2 separate regions of the Mus musculus genome follow, and region 2 is linked to region 1. The links are chromatin contacts, found by Hi-C or POLR2A ChIA-PET in ENCODE. All regions are on one chromosome and are shown on one strand. The core of a region is the stretch at or near the end of the contact, and the rest is flanking DNA. Distances in the headings are between cores, read along the strand shown. Region 1 holds the start of Utp25 (UTP25 small subunit processome component). Region 2 holds the start of Traf3ip3 (TRAF3 interacting protein 3).

Region 1 (4,901 bases), core at 982-3,481:
CAGTGAACTGAGCTGTCACAGTGACCACATAATGTCCCCCTGATACGCCAAGCGGTCTTACGGGAGGTTACAAGTCCCCCAAAGAGTAAGCCAACAGCATTTTCCTGATGAGAGGGTCCTGTGTTCCCATCAGAGTCTCAAAAGCTAACCCAACCCAACAAGGCTGAATCTCTGCCTTGGAACCACATGCTCTCACTCAGCCCACACAACACAGAATGAAGAGGACAGGCCGGCCCCAGGCACTTACGTTCCTGTGTCTCAGCAGCCTCCTCAGCAGCCTCCGAGACAGCAGCTTCTCCCACACTGCCATCCTCACTGCCAGCTTCCTCATTCATTTCTGCATCACCTACAGCACTGTCATCTTCCTCTTCCTCTTCCTCCTCCTCCTCCTCCTCCTCCTCCTCCTCCTCCTCTTCCTCTTCCTCAGAAACATTCTTTAATGTAGCAAGCAGTCTGTGGTACCCTGAAACGTGCTCTTGTTCACTCTCTGATTCACTTTCAGAATGTGAAGAATCTGAACTCTCTGGCTAAAGAAAAATGAGAAATTAATATATATATATATTGTTGTCAAAATAAAAATAAGAAAGAAAATGTGAGAAATACATATTAGTGGAATTTCCTCAACCACAAAGAAGGAAATTATATCACATGCAAGGGGATGGATAGAATGGGTGATAAGGAAGTAAAAATAAGTCAGACTAAAGACAAGTAATATTTTCTCTTGCACAAGGAAACTAGATTTAAAAGAAATTAGAAGTCATGAAATCAAAAGGACAAGAATTTGGGAAGAGGAAAGGGATGAGCAGAGATGGAAGACAAACAGTCAAAGGAAGGAAATGAATACGATCAGATAATTTTGACTGGAAAAGTCCTTAGGAAACCCGCTACTTTGTATAATGAATATACATTAACTCACAGACAAAACAAAAATCCCTATGAGCTTTTCAGCAAATATTACAGTCTCATCTCTTGAACCAAGCCGGGCATGAAACTTAAATAAAACAGTTAACCAAGCTATGGTTCTAATTGACATCAGCTGCACGTGGAAAGAAAACTGACTTTTCAAACAAAATTTCAGGTTATGAGTTTTAACTTACATCTCAGACATCAGGTTTCATGTTGCATGATGTAAGAGGAGAATTACAAGCAAGTGTCACTGTCTGAGTCTCCGGGCCCCTTGTCCATTTTATACTGTGTGAAGCCTTTCATGCACAAGGAGCCAGCACTCTGATGAACCCCTTCCACAGAACTTAAGACAGTGTCATGGGGTAGTTTCCAACCATAGCCTCTCTCATCACATGGTAATTTCTACAGCTGTCTCCATCACTTACAACCAATTGGGTAGCATTACTAAAATCACAGCTCACACCCAAAACAGAGAAACACGGGGATGCAAACCAAACTTTACGTTTACACCCAATCTTAAAGGTAACAACCCAATTCCAACTACTATAAAGAAAAAAAGCATTACCAGCTGACAAATCTGCGGCTTGGCTTCCTTCTTGGAAACCCTAAAATAGAAATAGATAACATTAAACTTTAGCTGCTAGTTCGTAACAATCACGAAAAGGCATAATGATTCTGCTTTAAATGAATACCAAAAAAAAAAAAAATGTCCAATACAGGATAATATCCAGTCAGTGTAAAAAATGAAATTCTGCATGCACAAGGGCAGAGATGATCAGCAGACAAAAGGGTAACAGACAAGAGAGCTCAATGACATCTCTTAAGAAAGGATAAGTCAGAAACTGGCTTTTAACGGCACACCGGGGTTCACCTCTCAGGGCCAACTTTATCTCCCGACCTCCCGTCCTGTTTTTGGAGACCCTTACGCGGCCCTGGCTGGGCTAAGCTGCGATTTCGCGCCTGAGCCCGCGCGTGCTCGGATGACAGGCAGCACGGCCCGCGGTCTCAGCAGGTCCCGGTGCAGAGCGCACCTCCGCAGCGGGGTTCCCGTCCTGCACCGACCGGACCCGGCTCAACTCGGCCGGAACCAGCCCTCCCGGCGGCCCGCGCACCCCGACCTGTCGTAGAAGGGGTGCTCCTCGCCGAAGTCGCGGAGGTGCTTCTTCTGCTTCTTGGTCATGGTGCTGAGCATCTGGCTGCGGCCCCGGTTCCGGCGTTTGCCCATAGCGGAAACGTCAAGCTCGCCACAAACAAACAAACAAAACACAAGGTTCCCAGTGGCAAGTTGTCGCTGTCGCACGTGGGCACGCTGGCTTTACGGCGGAGGCGGGAGCCGTAAAGCAAAGCTGCTTTACGCCCAGAGAGTACGACAGGCGTTACACCCTCTGGTCGCTATACTGCCCCCTGCCGGAGCGCCTCTAGCACATAGGCGTGTCTACGCATGCGTGATCGGAACACCAGCTCCTAGGGCTGCAGGGACTGGCTGTCTTTCCGGGATGGAGTGGCTTGCTTTGTGCTTATCTTTTACCTTTTTTTTTTTTTTTTTTTTCTCCAAAATTGAGGAGGACGAGGTTGGTGGTCCTTTGTCCCTCTCCCAGGAGCTAAGAACTGAACCCAGGACCTTGCACTGGTTTTCAAGCACTAAGCGAAATCCACAACCGCGTGGTTCGCTTTGATATGTCAATGTATGCTAGCAGAAATGGTTGAATGCTACTCAGAAGAATAAGGACCATCGCTTAAGGGTGCCCGCACACCCCACTTAACGGCACACTGTCCAGACGGATCTAGCGAGTCAGTCTGTTGAGAAAGATGCAGACACCGATGCTTAGCAAGAAAGATCATTCATTAGTCTCTGGGAGTATGTGAGGTGATCCTCTCCTGACATTGCTTCTTTAACAAAAGCAGAAACACACAAGATAAAGTAGGATCTTGTATGTGTTATCACCCAAACGAGTGAAACTGTACATTTAAAGTTGATGTGTATTAGCCTGAGTGTGAGTAATAGCCTAAACGGGCCAGGGGCGTTGCTCGCTCATATGTAGGGTGCTTAGCCAAGGTACTTTTCAAATCCTGGGGTTTGATCTTTAACACTGAGCAAAACAAACCCACACAGCAAATAAACTAGTGGTGACTCACACCTGTGATCTCAGTCCCCGGGAGGCCGAGGCAAGAGAATGAAGTGTTAGAGACCTTTACTTAAAAAATAAAATTGAGCCGGGCATGGTGGCACACGCCTTAAATCCCAGCTCTTGGGAAGCAGAGGCTGGCAGATCTCTGTGAATTTGATGTTACCCAGGGAAAATAAAACAAGACCCAACTTCTCTAAATAAACAAAGGAACGAACAAAAATAGCTGAGGCCTGTATTTCAAGGACACACAGCAATAGGTGAGGCTGTTTGACACCACACAAAGACATACTTCCCTTCAAAACTAACCGAGGTTCAATGTAAACAAAGTACTAGCTCCAGCTTAGACTCAAAGCACAACTGGAGACATCGAAACATCTTTCTGTGGAAGAGTAGGGGTTTACTCAGGTCCACCTGTCCGCCCTCTGTTCCAGGGTCATCTACTACTAATAATTAGGGTGGGAGTGGGAAAGCCAGTGGTGGTGGGGGACAACCCCCCCCCCCCAGCAAAAAAGTATCAAAAGCCATGCAAACAGAAAGGGTGGTAGCCAGCACCTGGCCTGGCCTAGGAACTCATTAATAGACATCTGTCTTCTGTCTAGTTGAAAGGTATAGTCACTTAGATAAACAAAAGGCTGTTTGCAAAGTGTCCTCACAGGTTTTATGGCTCTGGTGACCGTGTAACCTGGCTCTAACCAATAAAAGCCATACTTTTTTCTCCTTTTACTGCACCCCAAGGGCCCTACCCCACACCCCCAGACATGCAGTTTCGTGTTCTTCCAGAGATCTCATCAGAAGCTGAAGGTTCCAGCACTTGAGGTGACTCTTGCTCTCACGTGGTTTCCAGCATGCAAATCTAGACTATTCCCAGTTTTAGGCAAAAATTCACCCTATCTCCATCCAAGTAGTCTCAGCATTGGCTTGCTGACTATTGGAAAAGAAGTCCCTTTCTTTCAAAGTATTGATAGTCACCTTCAATAAGGTTGACGGAGGGCCTATGTGACTATAACCTGACGGTTAAGAATTTAGCCATTGTCTCTATACCTCTGTGGAAGCTCTCTATGAGCACACATGTGCACATACATGTATACACATGACCTCCCCCCCCCACACACATACCTGGGAAGTTTTAATAAAGACAGGTTTTTCCCCTCCTTTTTTCTCTCTTTCTACTCTTAGAACTCATTTCTCTCCCCTAGGATATCCTTTTATGTATTCAAACTCAAAGTCTTTTCAGAGTTAACAGTAGTTCAGGAAGTGAGTTCTATGTTACTGTACAAAGAAATGCTAGTGGGTTTTAAGTTACTGTTCCTGGGCTGTTTGAAGTGAGGTGGGTAAAGGGCAAGAATATTCTTTAAGAAAAGAGCATTCAGAATACTCAGGAAGGCTTAATAATTTAAAAGAAAAAAGTTCCACAGAAATTTTCAAATACAATAAATAAAAAACTTGACAAAAAGATATGATAGACTTCACAGGCCTGCTACTCAGCCTCAGGGATTACCCATGAGCCTCAGGGATTACCCATGAGCCTCAGGGAACACCCATGAGCTTCACACAATTACCCATCAGCCTTGATATTACCCATCAGCCCCAGCAATTACTCCCTGAAGGCTACCCATTTTACATTTATTGCTCTACACCCTACAAATTTTGAAGCAAATTGTAATAATTATTTAATCTGTAAATATTTTAGTATACTTTTGTAAAAGACTGTATGATCTACAGAGGGAGTTCTGGACAGTCAAGGCTACACAGAGAAACCCTGTCTTGAAAAACCAAACCAAACCAAACCAAACTCACAAAGTAAGATGAAAATGATTGAGAAAGACACCCAATGTTGACCTGGGACTTCCACTTGTACACACACAT
Region 2 (5,458 bases), core at 2,152-4,651, 71 kb after region 1:
GGGTGGAAGTAGCACAGGGCTCCATCCATGTGTATTAAGAACCCAAGGTCAGGACTCCCAGGCTCAATCCTGCATGAACAGGTGCAATCCGGTAAGGCCAGGTTTCTGCTTTTCTCTAGCACTGATCTCCTAAAGTGGATGGGTCTCTCTGGAGCCCCTTCTTCCTTGACTAGATGTCTCTAAGCGAGGAAACACGAAGAACTGACAGTAGCCATAATGAGCCTGCAGCCATGTGGGTGGCTTGTAGAACTGTGGACAGCCCTGCCCACTTTATCTCCCAGTCTAAAAAGGAAAGATGATGTCATCTTTACTATCTCTTGCTAAGTGACACTTCTTGAGACCTAGAAGGATAGCCACAACCCCTCAGGAAGTGACCAGGTTTGTGACTGGCACTCTCTGTTTCACTCCTAGCTCTCAGCAGCCATCTTGTGGCTCTGGACTGCCATGACCTAGGGAAACCTGCTCTAATTCCTTCATCAGCACTCCCAACTTTCCTCTTTGTCATCTACTGTGTATCTAGTGCTGGGCTCTGACTCTCAGCTGCTGATCAAGTCAGTCTGTTAGTTGAGGACCTTAAAAATGCTTGATGGTTCATTTCAGAGAATCTGGTTCAGGGACTCAGAGGGGGAGATTCTATTCTCTTAGGATCACCTCCCTGCCAGACTCAGTCTGGTCCCCAAATCTTCCATCTATCAAGCATGTGGGGTGCCTTCAACAGGAATCCTAAAAATCATAAGAAACAAGACAAGAGAAACCTATATAGTGGGAAGTCCTCAAGGAACAGTTTTCAGGACAGGTCACCCTTGATGCCCCTCTAGGTGGCCTTGCCTGGCATCCATATAGTGCCCCAAACCCTCATCTTCACCCATCAGCTATGGATTTGGCTAGACTTATTTTGGGCTCTGGTAGCCTGGTGGAACCAGGGCTGGACTCAGATGAACTACACCCCGCCATCAGAGATTGTACCCTGCCTCCTATACCCTCTGGGGTCAGACTGTGGTGATGGAGGAAGGTCCTCGTCACAGCCGCTGCCTCTTCTCTATGACCTGATTATCCCACTGCCCAGGAATTCAGTTCCTCCATGGTTTTGCAAACACTGACCCCTCATGTTTATAGGCTGCACAGACTCTGCAGGAAGAGAGGTCCCTGTGTTTCTTTGTTGGGACTTTGATGCCTATCCTAGCACAAGACCGAGTCCTGTGCAGGCTTCCTATTCTCCCTCTGGTCACAGTACTCATTCACATGGCTGTTGCTGGGCAATCTCACTCTCTGGAGGGCTCTTGTGTGACTAAGTCCTGTATACTTTTAATTATCTGACTCTAGAGGACTGGAGGGACACTCTCTGCCTTGGGCAGAGCTTTCCCCAAGGACTGAGGTGTTGTTTGCCTTTCTCTCAGGCTTCTTCCCACTCTCCCTCTGTGGGGCTCCCTAGATCTGCCACATGTCACCCTGTTTATTGAATTATGTAGAAAATGAGCCAAAAAGCCTACTTGTGTTTTGTCATAAATGAATATATAGAGGAGACTTGGAATTACATACATGTGCATCTTCAAGCCACAGCACCCGATTATTCTGTCTTCACTGAAGGAGGGGAACCCTTGCTTTGGGGCCAGACTGTGACTCACTTCTAGGTTGTCAATACCCACCAAACAGGTATGTGTGTGTGTGTGGGGGGGGGGGGGTTGCTAAGCCTCAGTGTTCTTATTTATAAGATGGGGCTAAAACTTCCCTTGAAGGGGCATGAACCTTAAAAGACAACACCCAACACCCACACCATATACCTACCACATGGCATATGATAAGCGACAGCCTTTTAAAAATAATAGATATAAAAATATTGTAGTTATCATGGCTGGCGCTGAATACTGAAAACTTGGTGCTGTGAATCAAATGCCCCAGGGAACGCCAGACTGTAGGACAGAGAATGATCAATTTTGCCCTCTGACTCCCCTACTCCCACTCTCAGTTCTGAACAGGGCTTGTAGCTCCATCTTGGAATAATTTTACTGTGGTTCCTGTAGTCTCTGAGTTTGGGTTACAAGGACAAAACACTTCTGTGTGGTCTGGATGTAATCATCAACTCAATTAGGTCAGACAGGAAGTCAAAGAACAGGTAGGTGAAGAAAGGAGATGCCATTATAAGTGTGAGGGCTTAGGCTCCCCACTGTGGGACTTACCAGAGGGAGCTCCCAGGTTCCCTACCTTCCAGACGGGAAGAAGAAAGGTCTGAGGGGTTGAGAACAGGTCTGTGAGGATGTCTCTTCCTGTTCTCCATCTATTGTCTGTAGGGCCACTGAAATATGGCTATTTTACTCTCTGCATCATTAGGTCTTAATGCTTAGGAAGTTGCAATAGGAATGGCTCCCTAGAGAGAGGAGTGTCTCCAAACCCATAGCCTTCTACACCTCCTGGGGTGTGGCGTGACACCTGTATGGAACCACACAGCCTTCTAGGATGGTGGGATCATCCTGGCTTGCTTTAACGCAAGTAGGCTATGGAAAGTCTGATGGACAGGGACAGGCTATAGAAAAAAAGGAACTGGTCCTGTAGTTCAGAAAAAGGTCACAAGGCCACTGCCCAGGATTTCTGTAGTTTCTGAGGTACCCCTGGCCAACATGAAAGGGCCTAGTTAGAGCTCGGAGGAAGGGCTAGTACTGGCTAGGGAAGGCTCTCCTTCCTGCACAGGAAGACAGCAGCACACTGCCCCTCAACTACAGACATGTTGACTTGCCACAGTTTTGCACCTACCTCCTGGCTGTGTATGCAGAGGAGATGATGGGTGGCTTCCTACACGAATCTGGCCTTCTTAGTTCAGAGTTCTCAGCGGGAGCTGAAGAGCCTGTTACAGGGATCCCTACATTGAAGGGATTGGGAAAAGTCATTTAATTTGTGTTATGGATGCAGAGCACACCAACACCAAGCCATGCAACTCACACCTAACCGAAGCCATCAGACGGAGCAGAGCTGGGAGCCATACCCTGTGGTTGCCTGAGGTCTCTAGCACAGGATGTTTTTTTGTCATACAAGCCCCATCGAGTACATTCTACCACCTGCTGCTACGCAGGAGGCTGGCATGGCAGAGCGTATTCTGCCCCACCCTAAGTCAGCAGATCCAAACCAAGATCCCAAAGCATCTTCCTCCACAGTTACCTCAAGTCCCAGGTTCTGTCTCAAGTGTCTCAGGAGAGCCTTCAGCCCTTTCTTTCTAGGTCTCTCTGGTCTCAGAAGGCTGGGGAAGCTGTCAAGCCGAGTTTCTGAAGAAGTTTCTAAACCCCCTCACCATTTTCTTCTTATACTGACGTTATTTTCGCACAGCAGCATGCTGAAACAGGAAACACAAGCCACAGTGTTCACAAACCTCAGTTCCTCTCCTTGCCCTTAGCAATTTGAGAGGGCCCCTGCACTCTTGGGGCCTCCAGGGCTGGTGAGGAAGTCCACCCAGGCACCCACTCTCCAACTACCTGATTGGTCTGCTCTCTGGCAGTTTCAGCCCAGTATTCACTTCCTCTGGTTGGTGCTGTAGCTCGGTAGGTAGAGTGCTTACTTGCCTAGCAAGCACAAAGCCCTAGACTCCACCCCCAGCATTAAAAGCCAGACCTGAAACCCCGGCATTCAGGAAGTAGAGGCAGGAGGACCAGGAGGTCAAGATCATCCATATTGAGTTCAAGGCTAGCCTGAGCTACATGAAACCCTGTTTAAAAAAAAATGTTTTTCTAGGACTACACAGGGATGAATTCTGGGCCATATCTATACCTTGCCACTTCTGTGGTAAGACCCAGGAGGGATGTTTCTCATACCATCTAGCTGTTTGGAGTCTCTTTTTCCCAATACTGGCATTGGGTAGAGTCTCCTGTGGTCTGAAGGATCTGTGTGTTTTGTGGAGTTCCAGATCCTTGAGGGCATCCTGGATTCATGTCTTTATGAGGCAGTGTGGAGGGGTGAAATATGGAGGGCTAGAGGGCAGAAGGCAGGTAGCCAAAAGAATCTGAAAAATCCCAGTGAATTGAACTAAGAAATTTTGGGAAAAATTAAAGAGAACTGATACATTAAAAAGAAACTTACAAATGGGAAATCCCAGAGCAACTCAGGATAGATAAACAGGAAACTGAGTTTGTACAAGTTCAAGGACTGCTCTGCAACCTTCTGAACAAGCCACTCAGTATGGAGACTATACAGTTCGAAATGTGTGAGGCAGGTGTGAGACAGGTGTGAGGCAGGTGTGAGACAGGTATGAAGCAGGTGTGAGGCAGATAATGATATATTCAAGTAGCTAGGATAAGTTTTGTTAACATGGAGAACTTATCACAGTCCTCTTCATGACTGCTATTTCCTCATTCTCTTAAGAGAAAAAGTCAAGAAGTAGGCAGGAAGGAAGCACGCAGGCCAGATTCTTATACTAGAACCCAGACCAAGGAGGCTCCTAGGGTGAGAAATACCCGAGAACACAGGGAGACAGGAGATTGTATCAGAATTGCCATAGATCCTTTTGGACTTTATTAAAAACTATATAGAAATGTATACAGAGATCAAATTCTTATCTATGGCTGGGTACTCTTTGGGTGCTATACTCATGCTACTGGGACTAATGTTAATGCAAGTTCAAAGTCACATAGCATGGGTTCATGAGTACATGGGTACATGAGTGCATGAGTGCATGGGTGCATGAATACATGAGTGCATTACCAGCCCAAGTAATTTATTCTAGAATAAAGCTCCAGGTACTTTTATTAGTCTACTAGTGGTATCTATCTATCTATCTATCTATCTATCTATCTATCTATCTATATGCTGTGGTTTGGATCCCCCAAAGTTCCACATCTCAGAGCCTAGCTCCCCACCTCAGCACTGCTGGAAGGTGCTAGAATCTTGGGAATGGGCTTATTGGGAGGCAGTTAGACTGTTGGTAGTGTGTCCTCAGAGGGGAGAGTCCATCTAGGCTCTTCTCTCCACTTTTTACTTTCTAGTCATGAGGTGAGCTTTTGCCCTATCACGAAGTTCTGCTCTGCTGTTCACCTCATCACAGGCCTGGAAACGTCTGAGGTAACTGATCATGGAATGAACCTTCCAAACTTCTCTCTTCATAACTTATTTTTTGGGGGAGTTTGTTAAGGCGAGGGAAAGCTGATTGACAAACCTTGAGTCTGTCAGGAGGTCTGGGGTAGGCAAACTGTTGTTAGTCTTTCGAAGACTTTGCTCTTTAGTCTTTCAAGGATTTTGCTGGTCACTTTTAAATCAGATGTCCACACATCTCAGAGGTGGTCCAACATCCAGTCATTGGGTGGGAGCAATAGTATTCATCCCCTACATTTACAAGGTTGTCTGCTATGCTACATGGAGCTAGTTGCAGTCCACATCTGTGGCAGATCAGGCACTCAGCCCTCTGTGGGGTCTGTGTGGGCCTTGTTGGTGGAGTGTCATTTAGACATAAAAATCTCGGTTTTCTGTATAAGAAGGGTTC

The links. A loop is a pair of places that touch in the nucleus more often than their neighbours do. ChIA-PET counts read pairs that join two places held with the same protein, here RNA polymerase II (POLR2A).
Region 2: a loop to region 1 is called in a map of v-Abl transformed pro-B cells, with 2.6 times the contacts of the local background. The contact joins the promoter of Traf3ip3 here to the promoter of Utp25 in region 1. A Hi-C loop is called at or near these places in 5 of 37 maps with a recorded cell type or tissue (T-helper 2 cell, heart, regulatory T cell and 1 more). POLR2A ChIA-PET finds 5 or more read pairs at or near these places in 1 of 5 experiments (Patski).

The regions. Positions count from the first base shown.
Region 1 is chr1:193,128,020-193,132,920 of GRCm38, forward strand. It overlaps Utp25 (UTP25 small subunit processome component), which reads right to left and starts at 2,232. Exons shown (of 12, transcript NM_145415.2): 1 at 2,025-2,232; 2 at 1,472-1,511; 3 at 248-527. The coding sequence starts at 2,131.
Region 2 is chr1:193,198,145-193,203,602 of GRCm38, forward strand. It overlaps Traf3ip3 (TRAF3 interacting protein 3), which reads right to left and starts at 3,402. Exons shown (of 16, transcript NM_153137.4): 1 at 3,151-3,402; 2 at 2,749-2,854.